Regions from separate parts of the Homo sapiens genome. Here region 1 is linked to region 2. The links are chromatin contacts, found by Hi-C or POLR2A ChIA-PET in ENCODE. All regions are on one chromosome and are shown on one strand. The core of a region is the stretch at or near the end of the contact, and the rest is flanking DNA. Distances in the headings are between cores, read along the strand shown. Region 1 overlaps GDPD5 (glycerophosphodiester phosphodiesterase domain containing 5). Region 2 overlaps GDPD5 (glycerophosphodiester phosphodiesterase domain containing 5).

The links. A loop is a pair of places that touch in the nucleus more often than their neighbours do. ChIA-PET counts read pairs that join two places held with the same protein, here RNA polymerase II (POLR2A). Pooled maps may share reads with other maps.
Region 1: a map of PC-9 shows a loop between it and region 2 (5-fold over the local background). The contact joins two enhancer-like sites. A Hi-C loop is called at or near these places in 5 of 168 maps with a recorded cell type or tissue (IMR-90, PC-9, ascending aorta and 2 more), 1 of 37 single-sample maps with no recorded cell type and 3 of 50 pooled maps. POLR2A ChIA-PET finds 5 or more read pairs at or near these places in 11 of 52 experiments (AG04449, AG04450, CD4-positive, alpha-beta T cell and 8 more).

Annotation. Positions count from the first base shown.
Region 1 is chr11:75,498,122-75,501,484 of GRCh38, reverse strand. The region is part of intron 1 of GDPD5 (glycerophosphodiester phosphodiesterase domain containing 5); the gene reads left to right. Among named protein-coding and RNA genes, the nearest start is that of GDPD5, 26 kb to the left of the region's middle. Within about 2 kb of position 1,929, at least 7 of the 41 ENCODE cell types and tissues checked have a DNase peak (open chromatin) inside an H3K27ac peak, as active enhancers do.
Region 2 is chr11:75,464,805-75,467,773 of GRCh38, reverse strand. All of the region lies in intron 3 of GDPD5 (glycerophosphodiester phosphodiesterase domain containing 5), which reads left to right. Among named protein-coding and RNA genes, the nearest start is that of KLHL35, 33 kb to the right of the region's middle. RefSeq lists enhancers at 1-35, 36-683, 952-1,624. Within about 2 kb of position 1,340, at least 3 of the 41 ENCODE cell types and tissues checked have a DNase peak (open chromatin) inside an H3K27ac peak, as active enhancers do.

The sequences.
Region 1 (3,363 bases), core at 680-3,179, 33 kb before region 2:
TCCCTGTGGACCTGTCTTTGTATGGCTCCATGTACTTCTGGGAGCCTGTATGCTTGCGCCAGTGTGCCCACTCATGTCACCTGTGTCTGTCCGTGAATATGTGCCCTATGTCTTTTTGGATGTCTCTGTGTGTTCGCATGTGTTTGCACAAGTATGAGGTGGGCCTCTTAGGCTCTCTCAGGGCCCCCATGGTTATCTTGTCATAAATGGCAGTCAGGTTAGGGTGCTCTGAAAGGGGCTAAGTGCGAGGAGGGGCCGAGCCAGGGTATAGCCCTTGCCCCTGGGGGCCTGTGGTCTGAGGGAAGATCCAGACCTCACCAATGTGGCAAACTCAGCAGAAATACAAGTTCCCAGATTTGAGAAACCTCTTTGGGACCCCTCATGCTGCACTTGGCCTCGGTGTTGGGGACCCAGGGTCAGATCAGACCCTGCCCCTACCTTCCAGAGCCAGCCCAGGCAGTCAGCTATGCAGTTGGACACTAGCGTGGCTGCTGAATGGATGGCTGTACAGGGCACAAGAAAACAGGTGAAGGCATGCCCAGGCCTGCTGGAGAGTCAGGGAGGGCTTCCTACAGGAGGAGTTTGAGTGGTGACTACAGAGCTGTTTGGGGGATGAGAGGAAGGAGATAGAGAACAGAGCTGGGCTTGGCGTCAGATGGCACTGGCGGGTTTGAAGAAAAGGGAGATGGGGAGGGTGATTCTCATCTTCCAGGCCTGGAGGTTGGAGGGAATGGAGGTGTCTTGAAATGCGTGGAAAGGAAGAGGAGTTCCCATTTGGCCACTGTGGGTATGAGCTTCCTGTGGGATGTCCAGGTGCAGATGACCAGAGGGTTGCAGGATACTTGAGTCTTGAACTTGGTCCAGCCAGAGATGGGTGGTTGAAACCGTGGGGTGGATGATACTGCCAAGAAGGATGTGATGGGCAAGGGAGGGAAAGGGGGCTTAGGATTGAGAGCAGCAGCATTCAGGCCTGGGCAGAGAGGATCCAGCGAAGGGGCTGGTGAGGTGGGGCCAGAAAGGGGGACAAACAACCAGGCAATCAGTGGCTGAGGATGGAGAAGTGCCCCATGGATTTACCCACACAGAAGCCATTGTTGAACTTGGTGGCAGCAGAGGGTAATGGGTTTTGCAGTGGGTGGGACGAAGTGGAGATATGGGTGCAGACAACTCTCAGAAGTTTGGATGAGAAGGGAGGAGAGAAAGGGAGGAGAGCTGGGAAGGGGTGCAGGGGATGAACTGCATGAGCCCCAGGCCTGCTCACTGCTGATTGGAAGGAGCCAGAAGAGGAGAGAGGAGAGGCCAGAGGGAGGAGGGAGGGTGAAGTGGTCATCTGTAGACACCCGCCTAGTCCTCTGCCAGGGGCAGGGAGGGTGCCTGGAGGGGGTGGTGCTTTCTGGAGGAATGGCTGTGGAGGGCTGAGGGTGAAGGAGGTGCAGTGCTGGGCAGGCAGCCTTCAGTCTTGCCCTGACCTCTGCCAGTCTTCATATCTGCAGGGTATGGTGGTAGCAGCCACCCTGGGGTGTGGGGAGGATCCCAGGAGGCAGAAGCTCCACTAGCTCAGAGCATCCTCGTAAACCAGGTTCAGGTCAGGAGTTGAAGCTCAGGGCTGGGCGGGGTTGGCCTCTGGTGGTTTTTGCATCTTCAGTGCTCACCAAAGCTGTTTCGTAGACACTGCAAACAAGAAAGGCCTAGGAAGGTCAGGACGTGGATGGCCTGCTTCCAAAGAGGCCACACCCAACCCCATCTCTGGGCCCAGCTCTCAATTACAGGGAAGTTCTTCCTTTGGGTCTAGCCTAAGTCTTTCCCGCTGTGTGTTCCCTTCTGGTGAACTTGTTCAACCCTGCTCCATGGAGCCAAGCCTATCAGCTGGCCACTTGGAGTGGCGGTCAGTATTTTTACAACTTGTTTTCATGAAGATGATTTGAAGTCTCCTTGCATTCCCAGAATGTCAGACCCGCCCTGATTCACAAGGATTGACCAAAACAGGGTCTGAGCCAACCAGAGGAATTTGAAGACTTAGTCATCCCCCTTGGATCATCTGCACATTCTTCTCCTTTCCTTCCAGTTAAAAAAAAAAAAAAAAAAAAAAAGGAAAAGAAGAAGAAAGAAGGAAAGTTAGCCTAGATGACCAGATGTCCAGGAAGGGACAGTGGCATTTGGGGGTATAAACCAGCTCAGATGATGATGGCTGTGGACAAAGGGGTGGGACCTGAGGGGAGGGGTCAGTGCTTGGCTTTGCACCTGGCAGACGTCAATTCAAGTGCATGTTCTGCTGCTTGCAAGATGGGGATCTTTCACAGGAAAGATCTGAGCTTCAGTTTCCTCATCTCTGAAATGGAAGCATTGATGGCACCCACCTGAGACACCTGAAGCAGACCTAGAAGCAGACCCTGAGACAAGGATTCGTGTGACAGTGACTCATTAGGAAGCTTCCCTGCTGAGGGAAACCTGCTAAGGGAATAGGAAACGTAGAAGCAGAAAGAGAAGGAGGAGAAGCAAGAGGCTATTTCCAGCCAAGCTCCATAGAAGGAACTTTGGCTTTGTCTTCCAGAGGGACACTGTAAGTCATACCCTAGGGCTGACCCTCCAGGGGCAAAGATGCTGGAGAATTCATACCTCTCCCTCCTGAGTCAACAGACTCATGTAAGGTGCTGATTGCCCAGGACCTGGCACCAGCAAGTGACAGCTGTGAGAAAGGGGTGTGCAGAAGGGGGAATCCCAGGCTGTGTGGTCAGCAAGGGGCAGTGCCTTCTGAGAGCCCCACTGTGCTCCACTGCTTCTCTAGCCCCAGGTCTTTCTCTGTCAGCTTCTAGAGGCAAAATCCCACAGAGCTCCCGCCCCCATTGTTCTCCCAGATGACTTGGCTTTGGGCAATCTCTCCAACCAGTCCAGGTCCCTCCCAGCCCTAGAGGCCCTGGTAACCTGCTGTAGTTCTCCCTCCCAGCCCACCCACCCAGCCCGGAGGGCATCAGTGACGAGTAGGAGGTGGGACAAGGCTTAAGGGCAGAGGTTAGTTCAAGGCCATGGAGGCACCAAATGCCCATAGAGGACATCAAAGCCACTGTGGCCCATCCCCACCTGAGTTGAATTTGGCTTTTCTTCCTAGCCCACCCACTCTGTGTTTCCATAGACGGTGCTCAGGGATCACTTGGGGGAACTTGCGTTGGTCAACACATTCCAGGAACAAATAAACAGGTTGCCCTTCCTGGCTGTACTGACTAAATCCTAAGACTCTGACTATGTGACTCTCACTTTCACTGGTGATGTCAGCCTGGGTTAGCCCTCATGGGATCCACCCTTAACTCTCTCCTGTCCCCTGTGACATCACAAGAGATGTTACCCATGATCTGGCCTCCCCACTCA
Region 2 (2,969 bases), core at 91-2,590:
GCCTCTGGGTTGGAGCCTCCAGGATTCTCCATCACAGCAGCCCCCACCTCAGCCTCCATCCCCTCGGGCAGGAATCAGCATCCTACCCCATCCACAGCCAGGGGCCACTCCTGCCCCAGCTGCTCGCCCTGTCTGGTCCCTCCTTAGGCAGTCTCCAGCACACTCCTCCTGGTGCCTACCCCAGGAGCCAGCTGCTCCCTCAGCCCCAGCCCACTCAGCTTTTCTCCTGCTCCCTGAGGGTAAGTCTGGGGCTTGCACGATGGCCCTGCCCACTGGTGGCCCTGAGCACCCCTCTGTTGCCCTGTCTCACATCCATACCTCCTTCTATCCCTCACGCCATAGGTGACCACCACCTTGTGCCCGGCGTGATGCTGGGCCCAGGAGACATAGAGACAGCTCAGGCCATCCCTGCCCTGAGGGAGCTCGCAGCCCAGTGAGCCACCCTCATTATGCGCCCACTGTGTGCCACTTGAAGCCCTTCAGCTCATTTAACAGCCTCCCTCCGAGGGAAGGGCTGTTATTCCCATTTACAACGAGGAGACCGAGGCTCAGAGGGGCCAAGTGACGTGCTGAGTGGCAGAGCCAGCTCTTTAGAGCCCGTGCTCTTTCCATCTCCACAATTACAATTTGATTGAGGGTCACAGTGGTGGGTGCCAAGAGTCTGTGCAGGATGGTCAGGGAGGGGAGACCTTTTGAGCCCTGGAGGGATGGAAAGGCTTCCTGAAGGAGCATCAGGTCTGGCCTAGGGGTCAGAGAGTTGGAGGAGAGAAATCCAGGGAACTAGGCTGGGCCTGGGATCGCCATACTGGGTCCCAGAGGGCAAGGTGGGTTTTGAGGGGAGCTGTTCAGGCTGCCTCCCAAGGGGGCCTGCAGAGTCCAGTCAGTATGCCTGGGTTCAAATCTTATCCCCACTCCTCCCCTACCTGCTGACCCCTCTGACTCCCCTCCACTCACCCGTGTTGAGCCTTTATGCAAATTAGCAAAAAGCACCCATTTTCTAGGACACACCCGCCCGCCATGTGCCAGCAAATCGTCATAATATGCACATTGATGGTCACCATGATGTGAGTGGCACTTCTTAGGGGGCAGTGCACAACTTGCTCAGCCATATGTGGTGGCCCTTCTCTGAGCTTCTGTGCAATGGGGGTAGATACCCCTAAATAAACAACCCCTAGTGTTATGCAGACTGTGAGAGATGAAGGAGGGCCGTGGCCGGGGCATTGAGGCAGCGATCACTGCTCCACGTCTCTGGGAGCAGGGCCAGATTGGCTTGCTAATGGGTGGAGCGGGCAGGCCTCTCTCTGCTGTAATGTGCCCTGACAAGGACCATTAGTGCTATTGGGGCCTCTTTATCAGTGGAGCTGCTCCCCAGGCCACTTCCTCTGGCTACTTCCTCACCTTCCCCTTCCCTTCCTTCCAGTCCCTGCCATTCAGTGTTTTCCTCTGATTGTTCTTAGAGTGACCCCCGCTGCCTGCCTCCCTCTGTGCTGGGGCCTCTTCATCCCCATCTACAGGCTCACTGTGGCCTCCGGCTTCAGCTCCCAGGGCTTTAATCCCTAGGTTGCCCCAACCCCAGCTCATGCACTAGTTCTGATCATGGGGTTCCTGGCTCCTTGTTGCTTAGGCCCTGCCTGCATTCCTTCCATGCCTGGATGCCTCACCCCCAACCACCACCAGCTCTGGTCTTGGCTGGTTCCCAGGAGTGGGAGGTGCAGCCCCTCATTCCTGCCCTGCCTTGCTCCACTGTAAGGATCTGGACACTTGAGGACAATGGCCTTTAGGGCATAGGACCCTGGCTGCCATGGGCCCTCCCGGCCCCTGTGGTCTTCCTGGCCCCCTGTCAGCCTTGCCCCTGGGCCCTGCATCACCCCGGTCACAGGTCGTCTTCCCAGCGCCTACAGGAGGTGCTTTACCTTCCCGCCTCCAGGCTACTTGCCTGGGACCAGACCCATCCTAGGCCGAGGCTCACCCCTCGCCTAGGTCCCTCTCAGAACCTTCTCTGCTGGTCAGAGGCACACAGGCCTTGCCCCTGAGGAGGCAAAGTGGTCTCTGTGGACAGACAGCCATCTAACACTGCCAGCGTGGGCTCTATAGAAGACTAGGTACTTTTTTGTGGGAACTGGGTGTTAAGCCTCAGGGGAATCTCTCCTGGGTGGGTGTACTCATGCCAGGGTAGGAGAAAGGGTGTTTCCTCACCTATCATTTCATTATCAAATCTTTTCAAGTTCCTGTGCCATCTGGAACACGAAAACTGCCCAGATCTCAAGGCATTTATGTATAGCAGGGAGACCGACATGTATAGAGACAGTTCTAGAACTGTGGGGTCTGAGCCATAGGTGAGATGGCTGCATGGGTTACGGAGCTCTGAGGAGATGGGATTCACCCTGTGAGACAGGGGAGTCTTCAGGGAGGAGGCACTCTGGAAGGAGTAGTTTGCCTCATGGAGCAGAGAAAGGTTGCTTTCTAGATGGAGGCTCCAGCTGTGTGAAGGCTTGGGGTCTGAAGAGCCTGTTTGGGGAACCGTATGTAATTCTGTGCATGGGGCATAAAGCACAGAGCTGGCCTGGGCCAGACAGAGTGGGCCCTGACATCTACTGAGAAGCTCTTGCCAGTGGGACTCTCAAGCTGGGGTATGACGTGACCAGATGGGTGTCAGTCTAAAGACATGGTTCACCCTTTGGGAGACTCAGATGTTTAAGCTGGCCTGGGACTCACCAGCTGCACTCTGCAGGGAATGAAGGCTGTTATGAGCAAATAAGAATTTGAGGTGGCAAGACGGATTCTGAGAAGGACTAGTCCTGGGGTGCTGGCTGGAGGGTGGTGGAGAGACGGTCATGTGCAGACCCAGACTGCCTCCATGGGAGGCAGGACTGAGTCTAGGGACTCAGCCATTCTCTGGGTGGCAGCTCCTAGGGTTCGATTGCTCTAGAAGGGCACATGTCCTGCCCTGCTCCTAGCCAGGGTTTCCC